2 separate regions of the Homo sapiens genome follow, and region 1 is linked to region 2. A link is a loop called in an ENCODE intact Hi-C map of the cell type or tissue named here. Cell type or tissue: heart left ventricle. All regions are shown on one strand.

What was found. Hi-C counts contacts between places; a loop is a spot of excess contacts. Peaks named below come from ENCODE experiments on the same cell type or tissue, not always from the same donor. Only the 100,000 strongest peaks of a DNase experiment are listed, where the experiment ranks them.
Region 1: it touches region 2 in a loop (4-fold over the local background); 1 of 110 quality-filtered maps calls a loop at or near these places.

The regions. Positions count from the first base shown.
Region 1 is chr2:197,271,571-197,276,570 of GRCh38, reverse strand. All of the region lies in intron 1 of ANKRD44 (ankyrin repeat domain 44), which reads left to right. The region is part of intron 5 of ANKRD44-IT1 (ANKRD44 intronic transcript 1); the gene reads left to right. Among named protein-coding and RNA genes, the nearest start is that of ANKRD44-IT1, 28 kb to the left of the region's middle. RefSeq lists an enhancer at 2,025-2,164. In heart left ventricle, no CTCF peak of the experiment used is centred here; a DNase peak (open chromatin) is centred at 2,882.
Region 2 is chr2:197,602,643-197,607,642 of GRCh38, reverse strand. The region is part of intron 7 of RFTN2 (raftlin family member 2); the gene reads left to right. Among named protein-coding and RNA genes, the nearest start is that of RFTN2, 70 kb to the left of the region's middle. RefSeq lists an enhancer at 1,070-1,219. In heart left ventricle, no CTCF peak of the experiment used is centred here; no DNase peak of the experiment used is centred here.

The sequences.
Region 1 (5,000 bases), 330 kb after region 2:
GAAATAGTTACATTTTTGCTCATAAATCAGTTTGTATTTAAGAAATATTCAGCTGAATAGTTTTAGTTATATATTAGTACTCTTATATATAACCCTAGAAATAAGGGCAAAAAAGTCTTTTCTTGTTTATCACTAAGAATATGACAACTATAAATATAGAGCAATACAGGTGTGTTATAGAGATGTCTCATTAATCATGAATGTCATTTCTGTAAGAGTCATCATTTTTAGAGATGGTGTAAAAAACTCTTAGCAAAGTTCTTTTTTTAATTTTCCTTTTTTTTTTTTTTTTTTTGAGACCAAGTTTCGCTCTTTTTGCTCATGCTGGAGTGCGGTGGCATGATTTCAGCCCCCTGCAACTTCTACCTCCCAGGTTCAAGTGATTCTCCTGCTTCAGCCTCCCAAGTAGCTGGGATTACAGGTGCGTGCCACCATGCCTGGCTAATTTTTTATTTTTACTAGAGACAGGGTTTCACCATGTTGGCCAGGCTGGTCTCGAACTCCTGACCTCAGGTGATTTGCCCACCTTGGCCTCCCAAAGTGCTGGGATTACAGGCGTGAGCCACTGCGCCCGGCTAGTAAAGTTCTGAACAAAATACATTACATCCTTCCCTCAATTTATAGGGTAATCAAATTCCTAGAGAATTTAGTGTATTTAAAACTAAACAATATTTTATGAAATGCATAGTTAAGATCTAGACTTAGATAATTATATAAACTCTTTCCCCCTCTTTTATGAAAATCATGTGGGATGTGGGCCAATCCACCATGAAAAGAAATTTTCTAGAGCACTGTAGGACTGTAGCGTTCCTGCTCCCACCCCCCATATGCCAGCAGAGCCCTGTAATCATTGTAACGACCAAAAGCCCCCAACCCGGTTCCAAAGCCTGTAGGGGCAGTGCTACCCCGCTGAGAACCACTGCTGTGGACATAGAAAGTGCAATAGCCCTAAATGATCATCAGTACAGAGCCCTTGTGGTCCCAGCAGGTTGCCCACCCCCCCAACATGGTGCTCTGTACATATTTGTTAAATAAGTAAATGAATGAACTACCAGTCTTTGAATACTTGAAGTAAATGGCATGGATCCCCCCTTCTAAAATTTTATGAGTGCGTGTTGTATTTTTTTTTTTTTTTTTTTTTTGAAGAGACTGGGTCACCTGGGCACAGTGGCTTATGCCTGTAATCGCAGCACTTTGGGAGGCTGAAGTGGGAGGATCTCTTGAGCCCAGGAGTTCAAGACCAGCCTGGGCAACATAGTGAGACCTTGTCTCAACAAAAAATCCACATATTAGTTGGGTGTAGTGGCATGTGCCTGTAGTCTCAGATACTTAGGAGGCTGAGGTGGGAGGACTGCTTGAGCCCGCGAGGTTGAGGCTGCAATGAGCTGTGATTACACCACTACCACTGCACTCCAGCCTGGGTGACAGAGCGAGAGTCTGTCTCCAAAAAAAAAAGAGAAAAGAGACAAAGTCCCAGTCTGTCACCCAGGCTGGAGTGTCATGGTACAATCACAGCTCACTGTAGCCTCAAAATTCAAAATGTCAGATTCAAGCAGTCCTCCTACCACAGCCTCCCAAGTAGCTGGGACTACAGGTGCATGCCACCACACCTGGCTAATTTTTGTTTTTGTTTTTTTTTCATAGAGATGGGGTTTCTCTATATTGCCCAGGCTGATCCTGAACTCCTGGCCTTAAGCAATCCTCACACCTTGGCCTCCCAAAGTGCTAGGATTACAAGGTGTAAGCCACCATGCCAGACTGAGTGTGATTTTTTTTCTAAACCAGAATTGGCCTCTGTTCTTTGTCCCATTAAAGAAACCCTAAAGTACTTAAAACTGAAAAAGGGCTTTGGTGCAGGTTGGGTTCTCTAGAAGAAGATGCTAAGATGGAATCTGGGGTGTGAGATGCTCGTTAGGGACCAACATGTAGGAAGGGAAGGACGCAGGACTGGGCCGAGGGAAAAGTTGAAAAGGCCTCAGCACACCTGGCAGGAAGCCCTGGAGTGAGTGAGTGCAGTCACCGTGTCCTGCTTTGGGCCATCGTGGGCCTTTATATCCTTACCTCTCAGTTACAGGCAGGTTGTCACAGGAATGGTGTGATCTCAGGTGAGGTGGCTCTCTGCAGCAGGGGCAGACCCTGAAGGAGCTGGCAGCTGGAGGCCATGTGCTGACCACACTCTGCACAGCTGGGCGGCAAGCCTTTATCTGAAGAGAGGTCATTTCAGTCTGCCATAGGCTTTCATAGAGACCCTCACTGTGCCTCAGAGCAACCCTAAGAGGTGGGTATAGTTATCATTCCCATTTTATAGATGAGGAAACTGAGGCTGAGAGAATTTTCACTAACTTCCCTGATTTAATTACCTAACTAGTTAGTGTCTCAGTGAGAACAGGAACATGACTTCTAAGTGCCAGGTCCCCTTAGTGATGTCCACATGGACTTGACAGTTCTCATTCATTCATTCAGTCATTTGGTTGGTTGGTGTGAAGTGACATACTCCATGCTGCAGTGGGGCAACTGAGCTGCTCAAAAGCCTGTCTGATTCATATATATATATATATATATATATATATATATATATATATATATATATTTTTTTTTTTTTTTTTTTTTGTGGTTGGTTGACTAGCTTACAGGTAGATTAGCATGATGAGGTGGAAACATCTGAATCCTTTTATTCACAGCTTTTATCACTGGATCAGCTTAAGGAATTAATTTTTAAAATCCTTGACATGCCTGAGAGCTGCTTGTTTTGTGATAAGATTTTCCTTATAGGTTGTTCCTAGCATAGACAAGGACATTTGATTTAGGGCCTTAGGCCTTCAAGGTATCACTTCCCAGGCTCCAGCCAACTGGTGTTTGTGGGTGAACCAGCCAGCTGGCAGCTGCCTCGGGAATCTGATATGTACTCCAGGAAGCCCAGGCCGCAGGTGCTGGCCTGGCTCCTAGGCCCTGCGCCCTCTTCCTCTCTTTTTCCTGGGCAGCTTCAGCTTAGGCTCTCAGTGGCCTATTGAAAAAGGGTTCAAACCATTTCTAGATCCCCCACTGGGAAGTGCTATCTTTAATCAAAGGCAAAGCATTTTGGCGACTGTGTGTTAGAATAATTTTGGCTTTTTAGCACATCAAATGGGAATGACTGTTTTTGCCAATCTGCTATGTGAAAATGGATATTTCCCAGACACCTTTTTAATATGCTCATTGACCTTTTGCATCTTTCTTTTCTTTGAATTGCTTATTCATTTAATTTGATGTTAAAAAAATCGGGTTAACTATCCTCTTCTGACCAGTTTGTAGGAGCTTGTTGTCTATCAGAATCCATGGCTTCTTAAATGTCCTGACAAATTTCTCCTCATCTTTCTTCAGTCTCTTTCACTCTGCGACTTCTTTCCTTCAGTCCCAGAGGATGCAGGCCTGGTGAATACTGAGGAATTAGGAACCTTGGGCCTCGGGCCTTTGAGCTTTTCAATGGCCCCAAAATATGTCTGAAATTAGAAAAAAAAGTTTGTATTGGCTTCTTTGAATACTGAAAGAAAATAGCAAAATCTAAGTTAATGTGTATTTAATCAATCAAATACCTATAAGACCTAACTTGATGTCAACTAATCATTTATAAGTCAACTTAATATATAGTTATTTATAACCCAAATTAAAGTTAGTTTATTTTTTGTGTGGGAGGAGGGTGTCTTAGTCTGCTTTGGTGCTTCCAACAGAATACCGTGGACTGGGTGGCCCATAAACAACAGGAATTTATTTCTCACAGTTCTGGAGGCTGCTGTCAAGGCGCTGACCAGATTTGGTGTCTGGTGAGGGTCCAATTCCTGGTTCATAGATGTCTGTCTTCCTGCTGCGTCCTCACATGATGGAAGGGGTGAGGGAGCTCTCTGGGTCTATTTCATAATGGCAGCAATTCCACTTTAAGGGCTCCACTCTCCAAACAAAACAAAACAAACTTTTTAGTCTTGGCTTACCCCATTGTATTAGTCCATTTGGGCTGCTAAAACAAAATATCAACTGGGTGGCTTATAAACGATAGAAATTGGCCAGGCGCATTGGCTCACGCCTGTAATCCCAGCACTTTGGGAGGCCAAGGCGGGCGGATCACAAGGTCAGGAGTTCAAGACCAGCCTGACCAACATGGTGAAACCCTATCTCTACTAAAAGTACAAAAATTAGCTGGGCGTGGTGGCACGTGCCTGTAGTCCCAGCTACTTAGGAGGCTGAGGCAGGAAATTGCTTGAACCCGGGAGGCGGAGGTTGCAGTGAGCTGAGATCGTGTCACTGCACTCCAGCCTGGGTGACAGAGTGAGACTCCATCTCAAAAAACAAAAACAAAAACAAAATACCAAACAAACAAATAAAACAATAGAAATTTATTTCTCCCAGTTCAGGAGGCTAGGAATTCCCAGATCGGGGTGCCAGCCTAGTAAGGTTCTGATAAGGGTGCTCTTCTAGTTGCAGGCTGCAGACTTCTTGTTGTGATCTCGATCTCACATGATGGAAGGAGCTAGCCAGCTCTCTGCAGTTTCTTTTATAAGGGTCGTAATCTCTAATTCCCTCCCAAAGGCTCCAACTTCTAATACTATCACTTTGGCGATATAATTTCAACATATGAATTTTGTTGGGGACAAACATTCAGGCAATAGCAGCCCTCTAAGACAGTTTTAAAACCTTGGGCTGGGCGTGCTGGCTCATGCCTGTAATCCCAGCACTTTGGGAGGCCAAGGCAGGCAGATCGCTTGAGCCCAGGAGTTCATGACCAGCCTGGGCAACATGGTGAAACTCCATCTCTACAAAAAATTTAAAAAATGGTGGTATGCACCTGTAGTCTCAGCTACTAGGGAGGTTGAGGTAGAAGGATCACTTGAGCCCAGGAGGTTGAGGCTGCACTCCAGCCTGGGCAACAGAGCGAGACCCTGTCTCAAAAACAAAGCAACCAACAAACAACAAAAAAACCTGATTTGCAATGCATTAGTGGATTGTGAATTTAATGGGCTATGGCTACA
Region 2 (5,000 bases):
CATTTACTTTTGAGTTGCAAATGTTAAGCCACGACAATTAATTAATGTGTAAGATGAAGCAAAAGTTAACATAAAATACAAATTAACAATTCTATTTCTTCTAGTCTAATGAATTTTGGAACTATAAATGAAAGCTTTATTATTATTATTATTATTATTATTATTATACTTCAAGTTTTAGGGCACATGTGCACAATGTGCAGGTTTGTTACATATGTATACATGTGCCATGTTGGTGTACTGCACCCATTAACTCGTCATTTAGCATTAGGTATATCTCCTAATGCTATCCCTGCCCCCTCCCTCCACCCCACAACTGTCCCCAGAGTGTGATGTTCCCCTTCCTGTGTCCATGTGTTCTCGTTGTTCAATTCCCACCTGTGAGTGAGAACATGCGGTGTTTGGTTTTTTGTCCTTGCAATAGTTTGCTAAGAATGATGATTTCCAGTTTCATCCATGTCCCTACAAAGAACATGAACTCATCATTTTTTATGGCTGCATAGTATTCCATGATGTATATGTGCCACATTTTCTTAATCCAGTCTATCATTGTTGGACATTTGGGTTGGTTCCAAGTCTTTGCTATTGTGAATAGTCCCACAATAAACATACGTGTGCATGTGTCTTTATAGCAGCATGATTTATAATCCTTTGGGTATATACCCAGTAATGGGATTGCTGAGTCAAATAGTATTTCTAGTTCCAGATCCCTGAGGAATCGCCACACTGACTTCCACAATGGCTGAACTAGTTTACAGTCCCACCAACAGTGTAAAAGTGTTCCTATTTCTCCACATCCTCTCCAGCACCTGTTGTTTCCTGACTTTTTAATGATTGCCATTCTAACTGGTGTGAGATGGTATCTCATTGTGGTTTTGATTTGCATTTCTCTGATGGCCAGTGATGATGAGCATTTTTTCATGTGTTTTTTGGCTGCATAAATGTCTTCTTTTGAGAAGTGTCTGTTCATATCCTTCGCCCACTTTTTGATGGGGTTGTTTGTTTTTTTCTTGTAAATTTGTTTGAGTTCATTGTAGATTCTGGATATTAGTCCTTTGTCAGATGAGTAGGTTGCGAAAATTTTCTCCCATTTTGTAGGTTGCCTGTTCACTCTGATGGTAGTTTCTTTTGCTGTGCAGAAGCTGTTTAGTTTAATTAGATCCCAAATGAAAGCTTTTTATGAGAGTGTATTTCACAAGTGACTGAGCAGTTACAGATAAACCCACTCTTTTGAAACTGGCTTAGTTGTATTGAAACTGATACAGATTCATGCATTTATTTTAACAAGAATGTTCTTTCTGTTCAACTCAAATATTTCTTGAGTGCCTAATATGTGCAAGACAGTATTTTACCCACTCTAGGGGCAGACATACAGGAACTCATACTCTGCTTTGAGAAACAAACCAGTTCATGACAGGTCCTGCCATGAAGGTCTAGAGCATGTATTCTCAACGGGAGTGATATGTCCCCAAGATGATGAAAATTGGTTATTGAGAGTGTGAGGGGGTGAAAAAAGTCTCAGCTATTACAATGGTTTGTGGCCCTCCAAAAGGCCACACAGTATATACACAGATATACAGCATATCTTTGGTATTAAAATTTAATGGGGAGATATTAGGGGGAAAATATCTGAATATTGCTCCTCAGGGAAGCAATAATGAAAAAAGAGTTGACTATAAGGCAGGTGAATATGGTAGAGGAATCAATAAAGGAGGAGGGCAGGTCTGTGAAGCTCATGATGTCTGAGGGGGCACCGTGATGAAAGAATAGTGCTTCCAAAAGCAGTTTTAGAAAGGAAAAGTATTCCTTGTGGCAGATAGGGCTAACTTGGAATAGTAAATGATTTTCCTCTAAGATACCAGCACTAATCTGTTGGTAGTGGCTGCCTGGAACGCTGCAATAAGGATTCTGAGACTAGAACCAGCTCAGCAAAAAAAATGTGGCATTCAATTAGTGATGTCTACTATGTGCATGGGAGCGGACGTTGCAGTATGAATACCACAGATTATTTGCTTTCTCTGGCAACCTTAAGCAAAGCAATGTCAGAAAAGTGCAGGATATATTTAAAGAAGAGTGAATTCAGGTGAATGAATTCCTAAAAACTTCTCATTTAAAACCCAACAAATTCGGCCAGGCGCGGTGGCTCACGCCTGTAATCTCAGCACTTTGGGAGGCCAAGGCGGGCGGATCATGAGGTCAGGAGATCGAGATCATCCTGGCTAACACAGTGAAACCCCGTCTCTACTAAAAATACAAAAAATTAGCCGGGCGTGGTGGCGGGCGCCTGTAGTCCCAGCTACTTGGGAGGCTGAGGCAAGAGAATGGCGTGAACCCGGGAGGCGGAGCTGGCAGTGAGCCGAGATTGCGTGCACTCTAGCCTGGGAAGACAGAGCCAGACTCCGTCTCAAAAAAAAAAACCCAACAAATTCAAGACTGATTTTTCCAAAAGAATAAATGTAAAGGGGGAGGGAGCTTTTTTATCATGTATAAATCTACAACTATTCTTCTACATGTCACCCTTAAATATACTATTTTAAAACAATTTTTGTGATATAAAACACTCATATAGAAAGTGCATAAAACACACGCTGGGTGTGGTGGCTGACATCTATAATCCCAGCACTTTGGGAGGCCCAGATGGGTCACCTGAGGTCAGGAGTTCAAGACCAGCCTGGCCAACATGGCAAAACCCTGTCTGTACTAAAAATACAAAAATTAGCCGGGCATGGTGTCACATGCCTGTGGTCACACCTACTTGGGAGGCTGAGGCATGAGAATCGCTTGAGCCCAGGAGGCAGAGGTTGCAGTAAGCCAAGATTGCACCACTGCACTCCAGCCTGGGCAACAGAGTGAGGCTCTGTCTCAAAATAAATAAATAAATAAATAAATAAATAAATAAATAGAATGTGCATAAAACACAAATGTGCATAATTATGCACAAAGACCTGTGTCATCACAGCTGGCCAAAAAAATAGAATATCACCCACACCCTAGAAGCACCTCATGTGTCTCCCCATCACATTCACTTCCTCCACACAGAGATAACATTATCCCCACTTTTAGGATAGTCATATCCTTGCTTGCCTAATAGTTTTACCACTTATGTATGAATCCCTAAACAATACAGTTTAGTTTTGCCTGTTTTTTAACTTTATATGAATGGAATCATATCATATATATTCTTTTATGTGTTGCTGCTTTCACTTAACATTGTAAGTTTTACCTATGCCGTGTGCAGCAGTTTATTTATTCATTCTACTATGTATGTGTCCATTCAGCTGCTGGTGGTTTGCTGTCTCCAGTTGTTGGCTATGACAAACAATGCTGTTCTGAGTATGAGCAGAGATCTTGGTGCACACATGTGTGAGTTTCTAGAAGCAGAATTGCTGGGTCATAGGGCACTTCTTTAGCTTTGTTAGATAAATACCAGATTCTTTTCAAATAGATTGTTTCCATGTACACTCCTACTAGCAGAGTGTCAGAGTCACCATTGTCTCAACACAAAATATTATCATACTTTTAAATTTTGCCATTTTGATCGAGAGTATGTAGTGTGATCTCAGTGTGACTTTCATTTGTAGTTTCCTAATTACTTGCTGAGATTGAGCACATTTACATATGTTTATTGGCCACTTGGATTTTTCTTTCATAAAGTACCTGTCTTTTTGCCCACATTTAAAATTCTATGTTTTTTTGTTTTTTGTTTTTGCTTTTTTGAGACAGAGTCTCACTCTGTAGCCCAGACTGGAGTGCAGGGGCATGATCTTGGCTCACTGCAACCTCCACCTCCCGGGTTCAAGCGATTCTTCTGCCTCAGTCTCCCAAGTAGCTGGGATTACAGGCACCCACCACCATGCCTGGCTAATTTTGTTTTTCTTTGTAGTTTTTTTAGTAGAGACGGAGTTTCACCATGTTAGCCAGGCTGGTCTCGAACTCCTGACCTCCAGAGATCCGCCTGCCTCACCTCCCAAAGTGCTGGGATTACAGGCGTGAGCCACCACACCCGGCCTAAAGTTCTATTCATAAGGCCAGGCACAGTGGCTCACACCTGTAATCTCAGCCCTTTGGGAGACTAAGCTGGGAGGATAGCTTGGGCCCAGGAATTCAAGACCAGCCTGGGCAACATAGCAAGACCCCCATCTCTATACAAAATTTAAATTTAAATTTAAAAAATCTCTACCTATAACTTACTTAAATATAACAGATAAAGAGTCCTTTATTTGTTATGCATGCTGCAATTATCTTCACTAATTCTGTGGCTTGTCTTTTTACTCTATGATGTCTTTAATTAACAAAAGGTTTTAATTTTAAAATCGACAAATGTACCTATCTTTACCCTTTTTAGTATATTGTTTAAGAAATCTCTCCCTTCATTGAAGTTAGTGTAGAAAGGAAAGAGTGAATTATTTTAAAATATGAGACTTTTTTTATTATTATACTTTAAGTTTTAGGGTACATGTGCACAACGTGCATGTATACATGTGCCATGTTAGTGTGCTGCACCCATTAACTCATCATTTAGCATTAGGTATATCTCCTAATGCTATCTCTCCCCACTCCCTGCACCCCACAACAGTCCCCACTGTGTGATGTTCCCGTTCCTATGTCCATGTGTTCTTATTGTTCAATTCCCACCTATGAGTGAGAACATGCTATGTTTGGTTTTTTGTCCTTGTGATAGTTTGCTGAGAATGATGGTTTCCAGCTTCATCCATGTCCCTACAAAGAACATGAACTCATCATTTTTTATGGTTGCATAGTATTCCATGGCATATATGTGCCACATTTTCTTAATCCAGTCTATCATTTTTGGACATTTGGGTTGGTTCCAAGTCTTTGCTATTGTGAATAGTGCCGCGATAAACATACGTGTGCATGTGTCTTTATAGCAGCATGATTTATAATCCTTTGGGTATATACCCAGTAATGGGATGACTGGGTCAAATGGTGGTGGCGCACACCTGTAGTCCCAGCTACTCAGGAGGCTAAGGCAGGAGGAT